Linked DNA regions of Homo sapiens: region 2 is linked to region 1. A link is an interaction called in ENCODE POLR2A ChIA-PET data of the cell type or tissue named here. Cell type or tissue: GM12878. All regions are shown on one strand. Each heading gives the region's core, and the rest is flanking DNA. Links, peaks and the distances in the headings are about the cores only.

Region 1 (7,202 bases), core at 369-2,868:
GGTTGCAGTGAGCCGAGATTGTGCTGCTGCACTCCAGCCTGGGCAACAGAGCAAGACTCTTATCTCAAAAAAAAAAAAAAAAAAAAAGAGTAGTTGTAAAGGTTAACTTTATCGGGATCCATTCAACCTATGTAAGAATTTAAGAGGTGAAGTTGTCCTTAAGATGCATTCAAATTCTAAGAGCTTTAGGATTTTATTTTAAAGTACACACGCAAATGGGGGCACTCACCTGGGACTTCTGAATGGCTTGGGGAGTTCCTTGGTGGAAGCCACTTGTGGCTGACTTAAGGCCCTGGGGAGGAATCCTGGGCAGAGCCTTGCAGGCTGGTGCCTCCTGGCCAAAAGTCACCTCTAGAGACTGCTTTTTTTGCTTCAGGGATGCTGCTGCTGTCACAGCCATTCCACATCATCTACGTTATAGACTCCACCTAATTTTTTTAAACTAGACCATCTGTCTGCCTAATTTACCTGTCTTGGCTCCAGATGACTTGACTGTTTTGCCAAAAATTAGGCCCCTCTTCAAACAACTCAGATGCATTATGATTTAAAAAGAACAATAATGGCAAATAATGTGTAACTTTGAAGACCATGGTTCTCAATTGATGTGATTTGTAGGTGGGACATGGTGGCTCACACCTGTAATCCCAGCACTTTGGGAGGCTGAGGCGGGCGGATCACCTGAGGTCAGGAGTTTGAGACCAGCCTGGCCAACATGGTGAGACCCCATCTTTACCAAAAACACAAAAATTAGCTGAGCGTGGTGGCATATGTCTGTTTCTGTAATCCCAGCTACTCAGGAGGCTGAGTCAGGAGAATCACTTGAACCCGGGAGGCGGAGGTTGCAGTGAGTCAAGATCGTGCCGTTGCACTCCAGCCTGGGTGACAGAGTGAGACTTTGTCTCAAAATTAAAAAAAAAAAAAAAAAAAAAAAAAGATTAGTCTTACCACATTTGTTTTGTTGTTCTTGTGGGGTATTTGTTTGTTTTGGAGATGGAGTCTCGCTTTGTCTACCAGGCTGGAGTGCAGGGGCACGATCTCGGCTCACTGCAAGCTCTACCTCCCAGGTTCACGCCATTCTCCTGCCTCAGCCTCCCGAGTAGCTGGGAGGACTACAGGCGCCTGCCACCACGCCTGGCTAATTTTTTGTATTTTTAGTAGAGACGGGGTTTCACCGTGTTAGCAAGGATGGTTTCGATCTCCTGACCTGCCCGCCTCCGCCTCTCAAAGTGCTGGGATTACAGGCGTGAGCCACCGTGCCCGGCCTGTGGGGTTTGTTTGTTTGTTTTAAGACAGGGTCTTTCTCTTTTACCCAGGCTGGAGTGCAGTGGTGTGATCACAGCTCACTGCAGCCTCCACCTCCCTGGCTCAAATGATCCTGCCACCTCAGCCTCCTGGGTAGCTGGGACTAATTTTTTCTAGGTATGGGGTTTTGTCATGTTGCCTAGGCTGGTCTCAAACTCGTGGCCTCAAGCAGTCTGTCTGCCTTGGCCTCCCAAAGTGCTGGGATTAGGTGTGAGCCACCGTGTCCAGCCCATTTTTTTTAAACACCTGTAAACTTTCTGTAGTCTGTCTTCGTATCTTTCCTGCTAGTATCTTTGTGCATTTTCTCAGTGATTTAATATTTGAATGCAAAGTTGTGGCATTGCATATAGACTGCCAAAATACAGTCCAAAGGTGAGGGTTAGGATGGTATTCTTTCACACTTGATCCTTGTTTTTGGTCACTCTTGGAATTTTCAGGGGTAGAAAATTTCATTCCCTTTGAGGTATGCTGGTAATAATAATGGACTCCAGTATGGAAGTGTTGGTTGGACTAAATATGCTAATCACCTATTTGTGTTACTAAAAATTGCCTCTCAACAGAGGAGACTTTAGCTTCATCTAAGTATTAGTGAGTTTTGTGGAGTTTAGCTAATTGTGAGATGGATTTCCTCTTAGAAGATGTACCTCATGTGCCAAATTGCTTGGAAACTTTTTTTTTTTAATACATTTTGATTGAGGCAGTGGCATGATCATAGCTGTTGCCCAGATAGGAGTGCAGTGGCATGATCATAGCTCACTGCAGCCTTGAACTCCTGGGCTCAAGCAGTCTTCCTGCTGCAGCCTCCCAAGTAGCTGGTACTATAGGCGTGTGCCACCATGCCCAGCTGATTCTTTTATTTTTTTGTAGAGACAGGATCCTACTATGTTGCTCAGGCTGGTCTTGAACTCCTGGGCTCAAGCAAGTCTCCCACCTCGGCCTCCCAAAGTGTTGACGTTACAGGTGTGAGCCACCATACTCGGCTTTTTTTTTTTTTTTTTTTTTTTTTGAGACAGGTTGTCACTGTGTTGCCCACACTGCAGTGCAGTGGTGTGATCATGGCTCACTGCAGCCTTGTCCCCCACCTGCCCCAAGCGATCCTCCCACCTCAGCCTTCCAAGTAGCTGGGACCACAGGCACACAACACCATGCCTGGCATATATATGTATACGTGTATATATATATATTTTTTAAGATGGAGTTCACTCTGTCTCCCAGGCTGGAGTGCAGTGGCATGTTCTGGGCTCACTGCAACCCCGGCCTCCCAGGTTCAAGTGATTCTCCTGCTTCAGCCTCGGGAGTAGTTGGGATTACAGGTGCCTGCCACCGTGCCGAGCTAATTTTTGTATTTTTAGTAGAGACGGGGTTTCACCATGTTGGCCAGGCTGGTCTGGAACTCATGACCTCAGGTTATCCACCCACCTCGACCTCCCAAAGTGCTGGGACTACAGACGTGAGCCACCATGCCTGGCCTTTTTTTTGTTGTTGTTCTTCTTCCCTGAGACGAAGTCTTCCTCTGTCACCCAGGCTGGAGTGCAGTGGTGCGATGGTGGCCCACTGCAACCTCCGTCTCCCGGGTTCAACCAGTTCTCCTGCCTCAGCCTCCTGAGAAGCTGGGATTACAGGTGCATACCACCATGCCCAGCTAGTTTTTGTATTTTTAGTAGAGACTGGGTTTCACCACGTTGGCCAGGGTGGTCTCGAACTCTAACCTCATGATCCACCCGCCTGGGCCTCCTAAAGTGCTGGGATTACAGGCGTTAGCCACTGTGCCCGGCCTGCCTGGCTAATTTTTATGTATTTTGTAGAGACGGGGTTTTGCCATGTTGCCCTGACTGGCTTTGAACTCCTAGGCTCGAGCAGTCCTCTGCTGTGGCCTCTCAAAGTGCTGGATTGCTGGTGTGAGCCATCACACCTGGCTATATTATTTGGAAACTCTTTTTTTTTTTGAGACTGAGTCTTGCTCTGTTGCCCAGGCTGGAGTGCAGTGGTGTGATCTTGGCTCACTGAAACCTCTGCTTCCTGGGTTCAAGCGATTCTCCTGCCCCAGCCTCCTGAATAGCTGGGATAACTGGCACACACCACTACGCCTGGTTAATTTTTGTATTTTTTTTAGTAGAGACAAGGTTCCACTATGTTGGTCAGGCTGGTCTTGAACTCCTGACCTTGTGATCCGCCTGCCTTGGCTTCCCAAAGTGCTGGGATTACAGGCGTGAACCACTGTGCCTGGCCTATTTGGAAACACTTAGTTCAAATTTAGCTCTTTATTTCATTTGGGATTTTATTTTATTCTTTTTTTGAGACAGAGTCTCACTCTGTCGCCAGGCTGGAGTGCAGTGGCACGATCTTGGCTCATTGCAGCTCCGCCTCCTGGGTTCAAACGATTCTCCTGCCTCAGCCTCCTGAGTAGCTGGGTTTACAGGCCTGCACCACCATGCCCAGCTAATTTTTGTATTTTTAGTAGAGACGGGGTTTCACTATGTTGGCCAGGATGGTCTCAATCTCTTGACCTCGTGATCCGCCCGCTTTGGCCTCCCAAAGTGCTGGGATTACAGGTGTGAGCCATTGTGCCTGGCCTGGGATTTTCTTTCTTTCTTTCTTTCTTTTTCTTTAGAGGTAGGTTCCACTCTACCTTTGCTTGAAGCTTGACAGTTCATTTTGTAATTTAGGGTGAAAAGATGCCATCTAACAAAGTATTCCGTTATTCGACTAAAAAAACTGTTTCATTGCTATGCTTCTAGGATTTTCAAAGGTCAGTAAAAGCTCCTTTTGCCAGTTATCTTTTTTTTTTTTTAATGAGACGGAGTCTAGCTCTGTCGCCCAGGCTGGAGTGCAGTGGCGCGATCTCGGCTCATTCCAACCTCCGGCTCCTGGGTTCAGGCGATTCTCCTGCCTCAGCCTCCTGAATAGCTGGGATTACAGGCGTGTGCCACCACGCCTGGCTAATTTTTGTATTTTTAGTAGAGATGGGGTTTCGCCATGTTGGTCAGGCTGTTCTCAAACTCCTGACCTCAGGTGATCCACCTGCCTTGGCTTCCCCAGTTATCTTACTAAACTGGAAAGCATAGCCTTTACTTGTGGCATGAACAAACTTAATCAGTAAGACCACTACTTGCTAAAGATACGGAAATAAACTGTTAGAGAGCCATTACTGCAGCCATAAGAATTAATTTTTTTTTTTTTTTTTTGAGACGGAGTCTCGCTGTGTTGCCCAGGCTGGAATGCAGTGGCAGGATCTCGGCTCACTGCAAGCTCCGCCTCCCGGGTTCATGCCATTCTCCTGCCTCAGTCTCCTGAGTAGCTGGGACTACAGGCACCCGCCACCACACCCGGCTAATTTTTTTCTTTGTATTTTTAGTAGAGACGGGGTCTCACGTGTTAGCCAGGATGGTCTTGATCTGCTGACCTCGTGATCTGTCTGCCTCGGCCTCCCAAAGTGCTGGGATTACAGGCGTAAGCCACTGCGCCCAGCCAATAATTAATTTTTTGGTAGTTTGAATATGTGTGCCATTATTTGGTTGCAATATTGCAGTGGAGTGTTTTGTTTTGTTTTTTTTTTTGAGACGGAGTCTCGCTCTGTCGCCCAGGCTGGAGTGCCGTGGTGCGATCTCGGCTCACTGCATGCTCTGCCTCCCAGGTTTGCACCATTCTCAGCCTCCCAAGTAGCTGGTACTACAGGCGCCTGCCACCACACCCGGCTAATTTTTTGTATTTTTAGTACAGACGGGGTTTCACCATGTTAGCCAGGCTGGTCTCGATCTCCTGACCTCGTGATCTGCCCGCCTTGGCCTCCCAAAGTGCTGGGATTACAGGCATGAGCCACCGCGCCTGGCCTTTTTTTTTTTTTTTTTTTTTGAGACAAGATCTCTCACTCTGTCAAGCAGGCTGGAATGCAGTGGCACAATCTCAGCTCAGTACAGCCTCAAACTCCTGGGTGAGTCTCCCACCCTGGCTTCCGAAAGCGTTAAGATTACTGGTGTGAGCCTGGAGTACTATTTTGCTACTTAGAAACCTTTAGTCCTTTATATATTTAGCAAATGTGTGAAAAAATAAATGAATGTTTTGTTATTGGCTTGATGGTGGACATTTATGGAATGGCTCGGTTAGTGACATGACATGAACAGGTGTTTTGTTTCTTTCCCAATTTTTTCTGTCTTCAGTTTTCCCTCATTTTTTTTCATACTATATGCGTATTTGTATGAATTTAGTGTTTCATAAAATGATTTGTGCTTTTCTTTTAGAATGATTACGGACCTGAAGCCAAAGAACAAGATGCGCTAGTGGACAGATTGCTGACCAGGGGCTTGAGAGCTGGGTTCTATTTTCCCTCCTCAAACTGACTTTGCAGCCACGGAGAGGTAAGTGCTATTTCCATTTTTTCTATCTTAAAAATGGTAGTAATATAACCCTCCTGGAGTTGGAGGATTTGTTGGCTAATTCTTGAATATAGGGGATGCAGGATATCAGGTGATTGAGAGCATACAGGCTTCATAATCAGAGTCCTGGGTTTGAAACTCTTTACGATGATATACTAGCTGGGTAATATGGGGCAAGTTACTTTAACCTGTCTACTCCTGTAGTCCTCACTTGTGAGAGAATAACACCACCAATCTCAGAGACTATTCTCCGTTAATGAGAATGTGTTTTGTAAAGCTTTAAGTACTATTCTGAACATGTACATAGAAAGATCCCAGGAAATTGTGGCTGCTTTTCTGTAGAAACCCTTGGAATGTGTATTTTGACTATTGGCAAATGAACTGAAAAGAAAGTCCATGACCTGTGGCTACTTGTAATTTTGATAAGAAACAGATGGAATCCTGTTCTTGGGGAACCTGGTATCCTGGATAAAAATTGTCTTAATTTGAGTTAGCCTAGCTCATTGCCCATTTTGCGTCAGAGTGTGACAGTGATTATCATTTTAATTTAGCCTGTAATTTTTGCTATAAAATATAATGGACATTATATGGAACTTGGAACAGACCTTCTATAAATATTGGAATCTACTATGCTTTGGGATCTCATAAACAACAAAGTGGGATTCTGGTTGTAAAAATTATCTCTTCTCACGGTACCGGAAAGCACATTTTTTTCAGACCCTAGAAAAATGTGAAAATAATTTAATCGTACATGTGTAATGGCAAAAAGGAATGTAGAAGTGGAAATTACAAATGCCAGGATTAGATAAGCTTATGTGAATGAATCATCTAAATGACTACTAAGATTTTTCTTACAAGCTCTGCCTGGAGCAAATAAAGAGAAGGGAATAGGAATGAAAGTTCTGTTATTCTTCAAACCTTTATTTTCCAAATGGGCAACTTGTTATCCTGCTAGATGGGAAGGAGAAGGTCTGTGGTAGTATTCTGTCACTCCAAAAATAACTTACGCCCTGCAGGTTCTTTTAGGAGTGTTGACACAGAGTGCATACCAAAAGTTGCTGATTTAAAAACTATTGAGAAATCGAACCTTTAAGAGTTTAGGGAATGGGTTTATAGGAACACGTTAATCACTTTCAAGTGTTATGACTAGCTTAATTGCTTAGATCCCTGTTTCTCAAACTGGGATATGAATACCCTTAGGGAATCAGGTGGTATGATTTCGGGGTACTTGGAGTCACAAGAAAGATAAACATGACCCATCTTCCTAGAACTTCAGTTATAGTCATAGAGGAGGTGGTGAGTTAAGTAATTTAACTGGTCAGTGATTAAATATTAAATATTGGCCAGGCACGGTAGCTCACACCCAGTACATTGGAAGGCCAAGGCCTCCAAAATCCCAGTAATCCTAGTACTTTGGGAGGCCAAGGCAGGTAGATCACTTGAGGTCAGGAGTTCCAGACCAGCCTGGCCAACATGGTAAAACCCCATCTCTACTAAAAATATAAAAACTAGCCGAGTGTGGTGGTG
Region 2 (2,500 bases), core at 1-2,500, 120 kb before region 1:
CTCAGCCAGCTCCTGCTTTCATCACCTCCTGGCAGAAGCCTGCTCCAGCCAGCCTGGGGCAGCTCCAAAAGCAACTATGAGGCCCTGAGGGATGGAGCTAAGGTGACCTCTGTAATGGTCCCAACCTCTGTCCCTAGCTGGGCCAACTTTGTCTGTGGGCAGTCAGGGCACTGTTCCCTCAGGTCTTCACACCCAGGACAGGGCCTCTCGCTGATGCTTCTACTGCCTGGAGGACTGTACTCTCCTGAGTATATTCCTCTGCGTTTTCTAGGGTAGCTTCCTCATTCCCAGAGTGGGCACCCATATCTGGAGGCTGTTGTGTGGGGCACAGAGCCAGGTGCACCATGCTCGCTACTCAGGACATGTATAGTTCCCTCAACCTAAAAACCCCCTATTCCAATGCTTCCCTTAAATGCTTTTCCCCTCAGCCAAACTAGCCACCTCCTCAGGGAAGCCAATCGTGAGCCCCAGCCTGGGGGAGCTCAGGCCTCTATGGAAGGCTTCACCCCTTCCTGCAACACTCCACACACACACTGGGGATGGCCTGCTGGGGCAGAGCGGAGAAGGGAGAGTGGCCAGAGAGGTAGGAGTTAAGTCAGAGAGGCATCATGGGAGCAAAGAAATAGCTAGGGGGGCTGGGGGGTGGACACCGCAGAGTGGTCACGCCTGGAGACCTTGGCTACGTGAAGGTCAGGGGTGGCTTTAGCCAGGGCCTTGTGGTGGAGTGACGGGACTGTTGAAAGCTCGAGGGATGAGGGGAAATGAGAGAACAGACAGTGAATGTAAAAGTTTAGGTCCCACGAGATGTTTTTTAATTATTTGAGCTTGCTTAGATACTGAAGAGAAGAATTCGGAAGGGAAGGTGCCTGCACAGACAGGAATGCAAATGAGTGGCCACTCAGCATCCAGGGAGTAAGGTGAGGGCACTCAGAACATTGGTGGAAGGATCCAAGAGAAAAGGAAGGGCACTTCTGCCATTGGAATAGGGTTCGGGCGGTGGGGGGCAGAAGCAGCACTGGGAGGCATATTATTGGCTTCCACTGTCTTTGTGAAGAAGGTGGGCCACCTGCCCAAGAGGAGGCTGGGGGCAGGAGAGCAATGGTGTTTAAGACGGGAAGGTGGTCTTTGCAGTGCTGGTGGGGTCTGCAGGGTGCTGAGTAGGTAGAGCCAGAGGCTGCCAGGCAGAAAAAAGCTTGAGGCTGGCTAAGAGGGTGAGCATGCAAGCCTGGCAGCAAGGATGACCCCCCACTCAAGGCTGGCTTCCCCAGCTTTCCTCCCGGCAGTGGAGGTAGGGGGAGAGCGGCTCCAGGCTGGAGGCTGCTGGGATTCCTCCAGGGCTGGGGGGCTGCCAGCCGGGTGGGACCATGAGTCGGGCGGCCAAGAGAGCTGCGGATGTTGGCAGAAAAGTGCTCGAATGATGGACCAGGGAACTTCAGTTGGGGAGGGCGGGAAATGAAGACAGAAGGGGTAGCAGGGGAGGAAGCAAGGCCTAGTGTCCCGCTGAGTCTGGAACCCGTGTCCCACAAGGGACTGAGAGTGGGCTGGAGGGCCTGAAGGCTGTGGGTAGAGAGGTGCCTGATTCAGCAATTTCAGGGGTGGAGCAGTTCCAGGTGGTGACATGGGCCTGGGCAGCCATCAGTGGGGATGGCTGAAGTGCAGAGCAGAGGAGCAAAGGAGCAGGTCATTGGAGATGACGAGGTCATGGACCAAGCAGACACAGGCCCTGATGGGCTGACACGTGACTGCTGAGCTCCTTCTGAGTGAGGGGAGGAGTGAGTGGCTGGTAGGACTGGAAGCCACAATCACCCATGAATGGAAGGGGTGGGAAGTGGCAGATTCGGACAGCCTTCCACAGGACAGCACTTGGCTGCTTTAAGCACCCTTGGTGCTTGCAGCCAACCTCCAGCTGTGGTTGTGCAGCCTCAGTCACGCTCAGAGCCCTCTCCAGTTTCATGGCCTGGCAGGCTAAGACCAAGACAGGCCAAAGGCTAGCTGCACAGGCAGGTGGGCCAGTGGGCAGTGGGGTGGGTGATATCTACCCTCTGACCATGGGCATGGGGTCAGGCCTCCTCTGGCCAGCCTAGCTGGCAAGGCCAGAACATTCACCAGGAAGCTGAAGCAGCCTTGTGCAAACAAGTCTCAGGCTGGGCTCTAGCAATAAATGTACTGCTTCCTGGTATGTCCTCAGCTCTGGCTTTGCAGCAAGGAACACAGAGACCAAGGCCAGGGAATGATCAACAGATGGGGAGCTGCAATGTGACCCCTAATGTAGCACCACAAGAGACACCCCATTACCAGCCTCCTGCCCCAGTAGGTCCATGTTGGCATACCTTGATGGAGGCCAGGGCAGCAAGGAGACTCTCAGGAAAGGAGGCCTGTGGCCAGGAGAGGGCCTGCTTCCTAGCTTGGGCATGTTCCCTGGCCCTTCAGGTGTCCCAGCCTCTGACTCCTGCCTGAGAATGGAGCCCTTTGGCTGCAGCACTTCTTGAGCAAGTGGATC

The links. Peaks named below come from ENCODE experiments on the same cell type or tissue, not always from the same donor. Only the 100,000 strongest peaks of a DNase experiment are listed, where the experiment ranks them.
Region 2: POLR2A ChIA-PET joins it to region 1 with 5 read pairs; 3 of 35 experiments call an interaction of 5 or more read pairs at or near these places.

Annotation. Positions count from the first base shown.
Region 1 is chr16:67,565,608-67,572,809 of GRCh38, forward strand. It overlaps CTCF (CCCTC-binding factor), which reads left to right. Exons shown (of 12, transcript NM_006565.4): 2 at 5,541-5,657. Among named protein-coding and RNA genes, the nearest start is that of CTCF, 6.7 kb to the left of the region's middle. In GM12878, for the core only: no CTCF peak of the experiment used is centred there; no DNase peak of the experiment used is centred there; H3K4me3 peaks cover 1,498 bases; H3K27ac peaks cover 1,513 bases.
Region 2 is chr16:67,449,908-67,452,407 of GRCh38, forward strand. All of the region lies in intron 2 of ATP6V0D1 (ATPase H+ transporting V0 subunit d1), which reads right to left. Among named protein-coding and RNA genes, the nearest start is that of HSD11B2, 20 kb to the left of the region's middle. RefSeq lists an enhancer at 1,679-2,362. In GM12878, for the core only: no CTCF peak of the experiment used is centred there; no DNase peak of the experiment used is centred there.